Regions from separate parts of the Mus musculus genome. Here regions 1, 2 and 4 are each linked to region 3. Evidence: chromatin contacts called from ENCODE Hi-C or POLR2A ChIA-PET data. All regions are on one chromosome and are shown on one strand. The core of a region is the stretch at or near the end of the contact, and the rest is flanking DNA. Distances in the headings are between cores, read along the strand shown. Region 1 holds the start of Chchd2 (coiled-coil-helix-coiled-coil-helix domain containing 2). Region 2 holds the start of Vkorc1l1 (vitamin K epoxide reductase complex, subunit 1-like 1). Region 3 holds the start of Sbds (SBDS ribosome maturation factor). Region 4 holds the start of Psph (phosphoserine phosphatase).

What was found. A loop is a pair of places that touch in the nucleus more often than their neighbours do. ChIA-PET counts read pairs that join two places held with the same protein, here RNA polymerase II (POLR2A).
Region 1: POLR2A ChIA-PET joins it to region 3 with 26 read pairs in embryonic stem cell. The contact joins the promoter of Chchd2 here to the promoter of Sbds in region 3. POLR2A ChIA-PET finds 5 or more read pairs at or near these places in 4 of 5 experiments (Patski and embryonic stem cell).
Region 2: POLR2A ChIA-PET joins it to region 3 with 15 read pairs in embryonic stem cell. The contact joins the promoter of Vkorc1l1 here to the promoter of Sbds in region 3. POLR2A ChIA-PET finds 5 or more read pairs at or near these places in 2 of 5 experiments (Patski and embryonic stem cell).
Region 4: POLR2A ChIA-PET joins it to region 3 with 13 read pairs in embryonic stem cell. The contact joins the promoter of Psph here to the promoter of Sbds in region 3. A Hi-C loop is called at or near these places in 2 of 37 maps with a recorded cell type or tissue (T-helper 1 cell and T-helper 2 cell). POLR2A ChIA-PET finds 5 or more read pairs at or near these places in 2 of 5 experiments (Patski and embryonic stem cell).

The regions. Positions count from the first base shown.
Region 1 is chr5:129,886,000-129,889,396 of GRCm38, reverse strand. It overlaps Chchd2 (coiled-coil-helix-coiled-coil-helix domain containing 2), which reads left to right and starts at 1,927. Exons shown (of 4, transcript NM_024166.6): 1 at 1,927-2,199. The coding sequence starts at 2,150.
Region 2 is chr5:129,940,378-129,943,694 of GRCm38, reverse strand. Vkorc1l1 (vitamin K epoxide reductase complex, subunit 1-like 1) reads right to left here and starts at 1,586. Exons shown (of 3, transcript NM_027121.4): 1 at 1,330-1,586. The coding sequence starts at 1,523.
Region 3 is chr5:130,253,531-130,256,875 of GRCm38, reverse strand. It overlaps Sbds (SBDS ribosome maturation factor), which reads left to right and starts at 1,346. Exons shown (of 5, transcript NM_023248.2): 1 at 1,346-1,666; 2 at 2,808-2,937. The coding sequence starts at 1,539. It also overlaps a transcript of Tyw1 not described here.
Region 4 is chr5:129,785,643-129,789,060 of GRCm38, reverse strand. Psph (phosphoserine phosphatase) reads left to right here and starts at 1,808. Exons shown (of 8, transcript NM_133900.4): 1 at 1,808-2,106. It overlaps Cct6a (chaperonin containing Tcp1, subunit 6a (zeta)), which reads right to left and starts at 1,705. Exons shown (of 13, transcript NM_009838.2): 1 at 1,486-1,705; 2 at 764-827; 3 at 1-8. The coding sequence starts at 1,622.

The DNA.
Region 1 (3,397 bases), core at 678-3,177, 370 kb after region 3:
CTGACTCAGGAGAGGCGACACCCCAAATCAGTCTTTTTTTTGTTTTGTTTTGTTTTGTTTTGTTTTTGTTTTTGTTTTTTTTCGAGACAGGGTTTCTCTGTGTAGCCCTGGCTGTCCTGGAACTTACTTTGTAGACTAGGCTGGCCTCGAACTCAGAAATCCGCCTGCCTCTGCCTCCCAAGTGCTGAGATTAAAGGCGTGTGCCACCACCACCCGGCTATGAGTAACGGTCTTGATGCAAACTGCAAGAGGTTTATTCGGGAAAGACCAGTGCACTGGGGACGACTTGTATCCCACGCAGGGGTAGAGGAGTTGAACATGAGCTCAAGGGGTGAGGGGTTTAGGGGTTTATAAAGGCAAAAACCGAAAACACCTGGCAAAAACTGCAAACACCTGGCATCCTGGAACAATGGGGCAAGTTCTCTATTTTTCACTCTCTCTCAAGATCTTTCATGGTTTTCCTCTGGACAGACAGGTGCACATCCTTGGGACAGGCTGATAACTCTTTGACTTCCATTGTCCTTGTCACAGATAGTTCCCCAGGGGTAACAGAGCTGAAAATGGTTTTCACGGACTGTCACCAGTGATCGCTTTCCCACTGCCACAGAACAACTATGATAAGATCTCCTTTCATACACAGTGCCTGACAAGGTGGCAGAGGAAAACTCTTCCCCCATTCCCCTGGGCATTTGGTGGGGAGGAGAGTCCCCTGTTTCTCCATCAGATGGCCTACTGCTACTCTGTAGGACTATATGACCTCATGGGCAATGTGTAGGAATGGTCTTCATCCACATTACGAGGACAAGAGTGTTTTCCAGGAAGCATCATGGATTGACACTGCAGATATCTCTGCCAATCAATGGGCTCAGGTCACCAACATCCTCTGTGGTGAGAGCTTATGGGACCACAAGCCTCTGTGGCCACAGTTGAGGAGACTTCTAGATTCAATGATTCTCAACTTTCCTAATGCTGCAACCCTTTTATACAGTTCTGGATACTGGAATGTGGGCATCTCTGCATTTGAGCAGTCTTACGTGGAAAAGAGCAGTAACTCAGTCCCTAAATCACAGTCTGAAACCCACAGGTTGAGGACAACAGCTTTAGAGGCCTGTTCTTTGATATGCAGATGATCTTACTGGCTAGTATTAAGTCAGGATGGTCTTCTTTTATTATGGAAATAGCGCTTAATTGAAGACGAGCCTTGGTAAATATGAGCAGAAAATTTCTCTGCAACAGAAACTTGAATTATGTACAGAATTTTCTTTCTCATAGTTTCTTTTTTTTTTAAGATTTATTTATTTATTATATGTAAGTACACTGTAGTTGTCTTCAGACACACCAGAAGAGGGTGTCAAATCTCGTTATGGGTGGTTGTGAGCCACTTTGTGGTTGCTGGGATTTGAACTCCGGATCTTTTGAAGAGCAGTCAGTGCTCTTCTCCGCTGAGCCATCTCATCAGCCCCTTTTTCATAGTTTCTAATAAGCTCGGCTAGTTCACTATCTTCCAGACATGTTGGGAGCAGAGCTCCTTTAGCGAAATTCTGCTTATGTAATTTAATATTTCCAAACACGTTTATTAGTAAATTCTTTATAACAGAAAAACAGAGTTTTTCCTGCGTGACCAGTACTAGGAGGCTGAGACGTGAGAACAGCGAGATCCAAGGCAACATCCGTTACCGGAGGCATTGTCCCAAAACAAAACAGAGAAGGGTTAAGTAAACAGCCCAAGAGCAGACCCCAGTAAGCCCCTAATCCAGTTTACTTGAGAGGCTAAGGCAGGAGACAGTGAAAATCAAGGTCAGTCAGGTTGTGGAGTAGGCCAGCCGGCCATCGGAAGCAAAAACCTAACCTCCACCATTGAATCGGAGGACAAAATTTGAGAGTGCAACCCCAGGAACTTCCGGTTAGCCTTAGCTCCTCCTCGCCAACTTCGTAACTTCCGGGCCTAGGACGCTGAGTCCAGGCTCTGCCCATTACTGATATCTCCTTTGTCCAATAACCTTTAGCGCCCGAGCTTTTCCTGATTTCTTATTGGTTGCCCGGTGAGGTACCGCCTCCACCCTTCCTCTCTCCTTGGTAGAAATTGCTGGACGCTTCTGTACGTTTCGCAGTTTGTCTTCGCTGATCGGTGAGACTTCGAGCAGTTAGGATGCCGCGTGGAAGCCGAAGCCGCACTTCCCGGGTGACTCCTCCGGCCAGGTGAGACCCTCGGGGCCGGGAACCGAGCGCGGGCCGCCAGGGCAAGGTTCTGTAGCCTGAGGGCTGCGAAGGCGACCGGTGAAGAGACGGAGCGAGCGGTCGGGAAGGGATCCGCTGGTGGGGCGGACTTCCTGAGAACAGGGACATGGTCGGTGCACTCGGGGAGAGGACTCTGAAACGTGACCTTTTCCCTAGACAGGCTGGGGGAAGGGCTGTCGAGGGCGTAGTATACAAGGAGGCGAGGAAAGAAAGATGCGTGGTAAACTCTTGGCCAGGGGTGGGGGTGGGGTGGTTTTTGTATTTTCTTTGTTCTACTCACTGCGTTTTTGAGTCTCAGGTTAGCCTTGAACTTTATGGCCTCGCTTGGCCTTCCTTGATTTTCCTGACTCCGCTTCCTTAGGGCTGGGATTGCCGGCTTTAAAGATTTTCTTTTCTTTTATTTATTTATTTTTTTAAGGAAAAAGAAACAAAGAAAATTGCGGGCTGTGTGTAGAGGGCCGAAAATTTAAAGCTATGTCTTTCCATCACTTGGGTCCAAGATGTCTACCATTTTGTGGTAAACGATCTATTGAGCTACCTTGCCGGCCGACCTAAAAAACAAATAGGAAATTGTTGACACCCCTCCCCCCAGTCCAGATTCTGAGGTCCCTCCTTGGGGTAATAAAATCGTAGAAAACTAAAATTGTGCTCATACTGGGAGTGAACCTCGGGAGTGCATGTTGTAGCGCATGCGTCATCTGTCATCAAGATAGTCCCTTGTGCCTCCTTCTCCCGGAAGGCAAGCGGGGGTTGCAACCAGTTCAAGGCTAGCAAGGCTACCCATAGAGAGATTCCTGTCCAGAACCCCCCCAAAAATATGAGTCAAAGTTGCAGCTCAGGCAGGTCACTTTCCCTAGATTTTTCTTTTTGGATTGGCGTGGTGGTTTGTTGTTTCCTTGAAAGGGGTTTTCACTATGGCCCTGGCTGGCCTTGAACTCCAAAGAGGCTGCCCGCCTCTGCCTCCCAAGGACTGGGATTAAAGGTATGGGCTACCAGACCTTGCCCACGGCACCCTAACCCGGCCCCCACTTTTTTTTTTTTTTTTAAGATTTTTTTTTTCTTAGTTTATTTTATGGGCTGGCGAGATGGCTCAGCAGGTAAGAGCACTGACTGTTCTTTGGAAGGTCCTGAGTTCAAGTCCTGGCAATCACATGGTGGC
Region 2 (3,317 bases), core at 337-2,836, 310 kb after region 3:
TTTTCTACTAAAAAGTTACAGGAATTCCACTTATAAGCACGAGCTAGCCTAGCCTAGCTGGTCTATGAAAAGGGCTAAGTGGGAAAGATCAACAGCCTTAAGTTTGCAGATAAGAAACTCCAACCCTAGCTTCTTCAAATACTCCTCCACCAATATGGAGGGCAAAATAAACTAGTGAGCTATATACATTTGTGTCTCCCTAGCATTTATCAAAAGGAGGGAATGTAGTGAAATGTTAAGCACTGTTAACAAACATCAAAATATTAGGGGTAGGACTCTCTATTAAAATGTCAAACTATCTATTCTGCAATAATTCTTTTCACTTTTGCTGGTTTTGATGACTGCTATCAGTTTTTTAAAAAGCCTTTTTTAAAAGTGTAAAATACTTTTTTCTAAGAAAAAAAGCTAGCACACTACATAAAATGTTAACAGGAAAAAAAATCGATGGTATTTTCAAGAAACAAAAAATTGTTTAAATAAACCTGCTTAGCAAAGTTTCGTAAATCTAATCTCTTGCGGATTATTCCGCTAATACTAATCAGCAACATGTAAAAGTCATTCTAAGTCACCCACGGTGGTGCATGCTTGTATTTCCCTACTCAAAAGACTGAGGCAGGGGAATAGCTGTAGAGGTTATAGTCCGATGAGTTTCAGGCCAGTGTGGGTCACAACTCAGATCCTTTCATAAAATAACAGTCATCGTAGTACCTAAAATATCACTATACACAAGGTACTCATCGTTTACTCTAAACTTAAAGTAGACCCGAACTCTGGCCATTTTCCCCCTGCTGGGCACACTTCGTGAAATACACAAGGGAGAAAAATCCAAGAAATCAGATAGGGTTAAGTGCTGGTACCTTCCTCTTCCAGAGTAGGGTCAAATGCGTGTCTACCCGCAAATGTCACTGTCGCCTCCAGAAGGCTGCCAATTCTCCTTAACTCTGAGTACAAAGAGGCCTGAGCACCGAAAACACCTGTCCCGAACAACCCAGAGGATAGTGATAAAAGCCACCGGACATATAGCCCCGGGGTAGCAGAGGTCCCAAGACCCCGGGGATGAATGCTGGCTTCGCCGATCTCTGCATCGGGGGTCTTCACACGCCTCTCTCGGCGACAACAGGGAGAAAAGTCACACCGGCCAGGACGCGCCCGCGCCCTCCCGGCTGCACTGTGCCACCTCATCCCGGAGGCCTGCCCTCAGCCGCCGCCCCCCGGTCACCGCCGTCCGGGTCGCGGCCCGGGCCCCGCTCTCTCAGGCCGGAGCTCCCCGCGCGCTCCCCGCCCCCCGCCGCCGCCCGCGTCGCGCTCCCCTCACTCAAGCCGGGCTACCTGGAGGCCAGGGCGGCGGAGCACTTCACCCAGGGCCCCAGGTCGCAGAGGGCCCGGTGCTCCGGGTCCCTCTCCTTCTCCCGCTCCACGTGGTAGGCGTAGATGGAGAGCAGGATCCCGGCGGCGCACACTGCATACCGGGCCACCCGTTCCCAACGCGGCACCGACACTCTCAGCAGGACGGGCGCCGCCATCTTCCCCCCTCCGCCGCCGCCGCCGCCTCCCTCCGCCTCCACCTCAGACGCCGCCGCCCGTCGGGGCCCGACCCAGCCGCCGCCGCTGCCGCCACCGCCTCCGCCGCCGCCGCCGCCGCCGCCACCACCGCCGCGCCCCATTGGCTCGGTCGCCTCCTCCGGGCCCCGCCCCCACAGGCGCGCGGCCCAACCGCCCCGAGAGGAGTGAGGCGGACTGGGCGGGGAAGGCGCGCGCGGACACAGAGGGAGGGGCGGAGCGCGCAACCGCCAGGGAGGCGGTGCGGCGCATGCGGAGGGCGGGGTCTGAAAGAGGGAAGGGCTTGAGGAGGGGCGGAGCTTGACCAGAATTGGGGCGGAGCGAGAAAGCCGCTCATAAGTGTGGAGGGAGGAGGCGGAGCGCGCAACAGCGGGGAGGTGGTGCGGCGCATGCGGAGGGCGTGGCTGACGGTGGGCGTGGTTTGATTTTAAAGGGGCGGGTGGGAAAACCGCGCGCGGGCGGGGAAGAGGCGGAGGTTGTAAGCAGCCAGGGTTGCGTGGCGCAAGTGAAGGGTGGTGCTGAGAAATGGGGTTCGTTACACTGGAGGGCGCGGTCAGAAGGGAGGCGGAACAAGGTGGGGCGGGAGCGAAGGGAAGGGGCGGAGCGCAAAAACTCTGGTGTGCTGGATGGGGCAGGGGCGTGACCAGGAAGGATGAGGGGTGTGGCCTAGGAAAGGGGTGAGGCGAGAGGTGGTTTGGCTTAATCTTAGGGTCTGTTACAAGGGATCGATTTCAAAGATACTACTACAATGCTTGACTGGGCAAGCCCTTGGCTCCTGGTAGCAATCAGTTGCCTTTCTGCACACACACACATTTCCGTCGTTATCACTTGATATTTCTTATCCAATCCAAATTGTCCCTGACCAATGGCTCCAGAGCTCCAGAGACACGTTTGTGTGACATGATCTTCCCCAGGCACCACCTCCAGGCGTCTTGTGTTCAACATGTGAGAAACTTTTTTCTTAAATGCGCAAAACTATTTTTACATTTAAAAAAACCTATTTTTAAATGGGTTCATGAATACTTCTCTATAATTTGGATTTGATGTGGCTTTAACATAATCCATACTAAAAGGATAAAAATGAACTTTAAAAAAAAAGCTCAAAAACTTGGAAAAAGGGAAATCAGAAGAAAACGAAACGTGAGGAGGTCATAGAGGCTTGCAAAATTGTTAAAATTGAGCCATAACTGATTCTGAGCTTCCTTGCTGTCAAAACTGGACAGGAAAACCCATGTAAGGATATCTGTGTCTACAAAGAAACAAGCTGTTGATGGAGATTGCTAGCTTTTGCTTCAATGCAGCTCTTAGGCTTTGGGGGCATCACCTAGTGATTTTGATTAATAAGTAATGTTCTTCAATTAATTATACAATGTTGGATAACAAATCACCCCAATTTTTTGCAGCTTTAAGCAAGCTAATAAACTGGGTGTCTGTTTGTTTTGTTTGGGGTTTTTTTTTTTTCATTTTCTCTGCGTCAGGAATCTTCCGGCTCAGTCTCTCCACCTTTCCCTCTCTCTTTCTCTTCCTCTCTACCTTGGATCAAATTAAGATGTGAGGCATGGCTGTAGTCATCTCAAACCCTGAGAGTCCTCTTTCAGGTTCTCTCCTATGGCAGTGAGAAGGCTGCAGGTCCTCCCTGGGCAGTAACAACAGCTCCAATTTACACCTCCAGAAAACACAGCTGGCTTCCATCCCACCCACCCAAAGTAAGGGGTTGAAGAAAACAAGTTTTAGCTCAACAGTAGAATACTTGACTA
Region 3 (3,345 bases), core at 97-2,596:
GGGCGGGCCTGTGGGAAACGCGGTCCAGAGCGGGAGATGCAAAAGCAAGCGAGCTTCCTGCTCCACTGTTATTTCTCGCTTCGGCTCAGAAGGGGAAAGGGCAGGACAGAGGGCAGTACTATCAAGAAATAAATGACAACCTGGCATGCTGCTGACTGACCATTAATCCTAGCACTCCAGAGGCACAGGCAGACGGATCTCTGGGAGTTCCTAGTTAATGGACAGCTTGTTCCGCCGCGTAGTGAGCTCCAGGACTACGTATGCCAGGGCTATAAAGAGACCTTGCCTCAATCAATCAGTCAATAAATGGAAAAAAGGAATTCAGCTTGATGACACAGACCTGTATTTCAGCGCTCTTGAGGCTGAAACAAAATGATCACGAGATTCAGGATAGCTACTATTTGGAGAAAGAGTCTCACTGTGTAGCTCTGGATGGCCTGTAACTCGCCTATATAAAACAAAATGGCTTCGAATTTACAACGCAATTAGCCTGCCTCTGACTCCCATGTGCATAGGTGACTAAGCCAAGAGAGTTTTTATTTACTTCTTTTAAAAGTTATAGCCGGGCGTGGTGGCGCACGATTTTAATCCCAGCACTCGAGAGGCAGAGGCAGGCGGATTTCTGAGTTCGAGGCCAGCCTGGTCTACAGAGTGAGTCCCAGAACAGCCAGGGCTACACAGAGAAACCCTGTCTCAAAAAAAAAAAAAAAAAGATATATATATGTGTGTGTGTATATATGTGTGTACATATACACACATATATGTGTGTATATATATCACTGACTGCTCTTCCAAAGGTCCTGAGTTCAATTCCCAGGACCACATGGTAGCTCACAACCATCTGTAATAGGATCTGATGCCCTCTTCTGGTGCGTTTGAAGACAGCTACCGTGTATTCATATACATAAAATAAATAAATAAATCTTTTAAAAAGTAAATCTTAAAAAAAAAAAAATAGGGCTGGCGAGATGGCTCAGTGGTTAAGAGCGCCGACTGCTCTTCCTAAGGTCCCGAGTTCAAATCCCAACAACCACATGGTGGCTCACAACCATCCGTAACGAAATCTGATGCCTTTTCTGGAGTATCTGAGGACAGCTACAGTGTACTTACATATAATAAATAAATCAAAAAAAATTTTTTTTTAAATTTAAAATGAGCGCAGCCTCTGAACTCTGCAGAACTATTCAACCAAAATATCATGTTTCCACCCAGATAATAAACATTACTCACCCATAATAGGTAGGCGTAACTGGCGCCTGTAAATGACGTCATCACAGAACGACCCGCCTTCCTTTGAGGGTGGAACTAGAGGGCGTAAAAAGTCACGGCGCGCAGGCGTGGTTGCTTTCTTATCGGCTGCCTGGCTAGTGCGCCACTTGACGCATGTGCAGTAGGGCAATCGGGCGTGCGGTAGCTTCTTCCCTGGTAGGTTCCGGAAGAGCCGCGCACTCCTTGGGCGTTAAGGGTTCGCGCGCCGCAGGGTCGTTTCAGCCGAGCACTTGGCGTCCCCTCGAGCTCGAGATCTGTGAACAGCCACCATGTCGATCTTCACCCCCACCAACCAGATCCGACTGACCAATGTGGCCGTGGTGCGGATGAAGCGGGGAGGGAAGCGCTTCGAAATCGCCTGCTATAAAAACAAGGTCGTCGGCTGGCGGAGTGGCGTGTGAGTAATCCTGTGCCCAGAGTTCGGCGGCCTGGCCTCCCTAACCCCGGCTCCTGCGACCCATCGGTACCTTTCAGGCCTGGTTTACCCGATTCGGATTGGGTTCTGCTTTGGGATTTTGTTAGTATCATAAAAACTGCCAACTACAAACGCCATCAGAGCCGGGTGGGACCGATGGTTTAGGCCTGTAATCCCAGCGCCCAGGAAACTGAGGCAGGAGGATTGCTGCGATTTCCAGGCCAGCCTGGAACGTGTGTGTGTGTGTATGTGTATGTGTGTGTGAGAGAGACCGTGACCGACCCTGTACTAATAAAACAAAGCTGCGGTCAAGAGGACCCGAAATTGCAGTAGCCTCTTGGATTAAATGTTTAAATCCGGCCGGGCGGTGGTGGCGCACATCTTTAATCCCAGCACTTGGGAGGCAGAGGCAGGCGGATTTCTGAGTTCAGGGCCAGCCTGGTCTACCGAGTGAGTTCCAGGACAGACAGGACTACAAAGAGAAACCCTGTCTCGAAAAAAAACCAAACCAAAACAAAAAAAGACAGGAATCCAACATTCCAAATGCTATCTCCAAGAAGAGAAACATTATGGTCATTTTCCAGGGATAACAATCGGGAAGCTAATCTTACACCTACAAATCCTGAAATTAAAACGTCACACCTCAGAATCCCCAGTTTCCCAAAGTGCGTAGTAGTGTCTTCGCTACTGCCATCTAGGGACAGATATTCCAGGACAGAAGAAACACCACTCCCCACCACACCCTGAGTTTCCTTACATAAAACAATGATGTAGTTTTTCCCTCTGTGGTGAAGTGGGAGAATCCAGATACTGTCCTTCGCAGGTAGCCACCAGAGAGAGAGTGTGGTGTGTGTGTGTGTGAGATTTCTCTTTTTTTTTTTCTTTAGGGTTTTTGTTTTGTTTTTTTTTGTTTTGTTTGGTTTTTTTTTTTTTTTTTTTTGAGACTGGCCTCAAACTCCCAATTTCCCTGCCTCTGCCTCCTAAATGGTGAGTTACAGATGTGCACATCACACCCAGCTTGCAGCACTTGCCATTTCTCTTGTTGCTATCTTGTGTTTAAATGTGAGTGGATTTTCTACTATCCAGTGGATTCACATAGGACTTTCTCTCCTGCCCTTTCAAGGGAAAAAGACCTTGATGAAGTTCTGCAGACCCATTCAGTGTTTGTAAATGTTTCCAAAGGTCAGGTTGCCAAGAAGGAAGACCTCATCAGTGCATTTGGGACAGACGACCAGACTGAAATCTGCAAGCAGGTAGGTCCTGCCAGGTGCAATGTAACAAAATCTCACGATGGTAGGCAACATCTGGACCACTGTGTTTACTGTTTTTCTTGATGAGTTTTTGTTGTTTTAGCATTTGTTGGGTCCCTCCCACCTCCAGTTTATATTGTTGGGCAATTTGGGGAGGTCTGTATGGTATTTGTCTGTTGCTATTTTTTTGAGACAGAATCTCACTCTGTAGCCCAAGCTGACATCAAACTCAGGGGATAGCCATGCTGGCATGGAACTTCTGATTCCTCCAGGGACATGCCACCTCACCCACATCCATTATAATAGCATGCAGTGATTAGGACCGGAATCCACTACTCCAGATACTATCACAAAGAAAAGAAACTTACTATGGTCATGTTTCTGAAATAATAATTGGGAAGCTAAGCCTAC
Region 4 (3,418 bases), core at 559-3,058, 470 kb after region 3:
TGAATTTGCTGTAGGTAGAAAAAGAACTATTTAAATGACTTAAACCATTACCTAGGGTACAACATGGACAGGCTTCTTTCAATGCCTTCCACTAAGACTGCACAGTACTGCTGGCTACATTTTGCTTGGATTTCAAGCCATCCCCTTTACTAGGGTTTGAACTATAGGACCTGAAAGTGAGGGAAATGGGTAGTTGGGTCAATTTAATATGATCCCTGGGACAAAAATAATAACTATAAGACAGCCCGGTGTGAGAGGCATAGCTTTAATCCCAGTTTGAGGCCAAGCAGGGCTGCACAGTGAGATTTATCTTAAACAAACAAAAGTAAGATTTTCATTTCTCCTGCAGTTGAGTGGAAAGATGAGCATTTATTTTTTGGTTTTCTTTCCCATTGCCCTGTTTTTGAGACAAGGTCTCACTATGCTTATGTAGCTCTACCTGGTTTTGAACTCAAGAGATCTGGCTGAGTGCCGGGATTATAGCTATGTGGTACAATATTTAGCTAAAGTAGAGATAACAATATTCTTTTATACAATTTTTTATTTTAGCCCAGACTACAAAGTAGACCCCCCCAAAACAAACAAAAAACCCAAGGATCCAAACACATGTGTCACATTTGACAGAGTTCCTCACCCACTAAAGCACTTCCTATATTTCTGCCTGAAAGACATGATGACCTGATGAAGAATTTTATTCACCTCAAATGGAGCAAGAGGTCAAAAAAAAAAATTTTTTTTTAAACCCAGCCCGGCAGCCTCTTACCATTTCATGAAGCAGCACATTGCCATCTTTAGTAAGTTTGATGTCTCCAGCACCAGATACAAGCCTGCCAAATGGGAAGGAATTGATGAGCAAGGATGTGACTTTTTCTAATTAAAACAAAACAAGTAAGAATTCCACAAAGCAGCCAAGGGGAGGTAATGTATATCCCCCATCCCCTCTTGAAGGCAAGTGAATCACAGGGAGTTCCAGACAAGCCGTAACTTATCAGTCAGACCCGATCTCAACTAAATACATAAAGAAAATTCCCACAAAAAAGAATGAGGTGTAAAGGGAACCAAAGGAGGCTATGAAATATACGACTCCAAAGCAACCGCAATTTGAGGAACGGATACGAGAGGCGAGAAAAGAGAGTGAATTAAGACTAATTAAAAAAAAATCCAAGCGCTATGTCTCAGTGAACTTTATTCATTTGCTAGCTAACGAGGTAACAAAAACAGATCCCCTGAAATTTGGACTTTACTCCTACATCCCAGTAAACTCGGGGCCCGGGGCTGGGTTCGGGAAGGTTGCACACGCCACTCTCTTCCTCTATAAGAAATAGGTGCAAATGCCAACCCCGAAAGGCGCGGATTCGGGGGGTTTGGATGGGATGCAGCCCAGACATGGGAGAAAGAAAACGCTAGCGCGAAGGCCTGGAGGCAGCGACTCGAGTTTGCGGCCATCGAGCCGCCAGGCCCGCCCTCCCGCCAGCCCGGGCTTACATCTTCATGGTGCCCTTAGGCCCCAAGTTGGTCCTCAGAACATCCTGCAGGCCCCGAGCCGCGCTGATGTTCACCGCCAGCGCTGCCTGGGCCCGGGCCACCTCGGCCTTCGGATTTAGGGTCTTTACCGCCGCCATGGCTGGCCTAGCTCCGGGAGAGGCCGAGAACAACGTGCTCTCTGCGGGGTCTTCTCGAAAAGTCTTACGCACCCGGCCCGCCCCCGGCGTGCCCACAGAGCACCTCCATTGGGTGGCGACCCTCCTGCCGCCCGCTGATTGGCTTAATCCAACGCTGGTCTCTCTAAGACCCGCCCACCACGCCCAGTTGCGACGTCATTGCGCATCTGAGAAACTGGTTCTCCCGTCATCGGCACTCTGGATCTTAAGGTTCCGTTGTGCTCGCCCCCCAGCGTCACGGTTCGGCGCTTTTAAGAGTTTGCAGCGTGGAGGCTGCGCGGCTCCGCGGTGCAGGAAAAGCCCTGCAGGTCGTGTGTGAGGGATGCTTCGGCCTCTGCACTCGACTGGGTGTGACAGGAAGCAGAGGCGTCGGCCTCTAGTTGCAGGGTGTCTCTAGCTACTGGACTCCGGGATGCTTCCCTCACACTCTCGCGAGATTTCCCAGGTTCATTTTTTTTTTTTCCTTGCCTGTTTTATCCGTAAATTGGGGAGCACAGAAAATGGAGCCTTCCCCTGTACCCTGGTCGTTTTAAGACCCCGGAGGTTGACGGGAGGACTACGCTAGGTAGAAAGTACTAGATGGCTTTAGGAGTGGTGCGATGGGCGTTGAGGAGACTCAGGATCAGTCTGTTCTTAGGGCCCAGGTCATTGAGGCAGCTTGAAAACTAAAATGGATTTTGTTTTAATTTTTTTAAAATAATGAAACAAATAGTAATCCTTGTTTCATTCTATGTCCCAGCTAGACCACGAACTGTCTAACACGGACTGGTATTCTAACTCGTAGCAGTCCTGCTTCAACTTCCAAAGTGGTATGAGCTACTAAGCCTGCTAAAAACTAACAACTAATGGCTGGACAGTGGTGCCCAGTCTTTGAAAGCATTCTTTTAAACATTTTTTTAAAAAGAAAATAATATTAAGCGTATAAGTGTTTTTCCTGTCTGTATGTTGAGCACTTAACATATAGATACGTACTGAATTTTTAAACATGTATATGAATATGAATCACTTCTCCACACAGATGACAACTCGTAATGCCATTGGACGTATTCCACTGAGCTATATATACTGAAGGCTTTGCCATTTTGATAGGAAAGAAAAATTCTTATTCTTCTACTATACAGAGCCAGGCATAGTCACAACACGGGAGGCAAGCAGATCTCTGTGAGTTCAAGGCCAGCCTGGTCTGCATAGCAAGTTCCAGGCCAGCCGTGGCTACATAGGAAGACCCTGTCTAAAGAAAACAGAACTATAGGGTATGTAGCTCAGAGGATGAGTGCCGGTTTAACCGGTACAAAGGTCCTGAATACAGGAAATTTAAAAAGGAAAGAGAAACAACCAGTCACATGGCTGACATTTAGTTATTCCCAAACCTCTGCTCTTCTGGCTGCAGTAAGTATGCTAGTGTAATGTTTTCAAGTGGAGTTGTAGGTTTGAAAACCACAAAAGCTGTGCAGATGATAACGAGGCATGAAGAAGACTCGTGTTTACTTAATATAAAAGTCCTTAAAACATTAGCCAAGAATATATTGGAGCTGCTTTTTGTTTGTTTGTGGTTTGTTTTGTTTTTGTGACAGGGTCTCACTATGCAGACAAGGCTAGCCTTGAACTCCTGATCCTCCTGCCTCTACCTACCTCTTGTTTGTTTGTTTGTTTATCTAATGTATATAGGTGTTCTGTCTGCATGTATATCTGCTTACCAGAAGAGGGCATCAGATCCTATAGGGCTGTAGTTGTGAGCTGCCATGTTAGATGTTGAG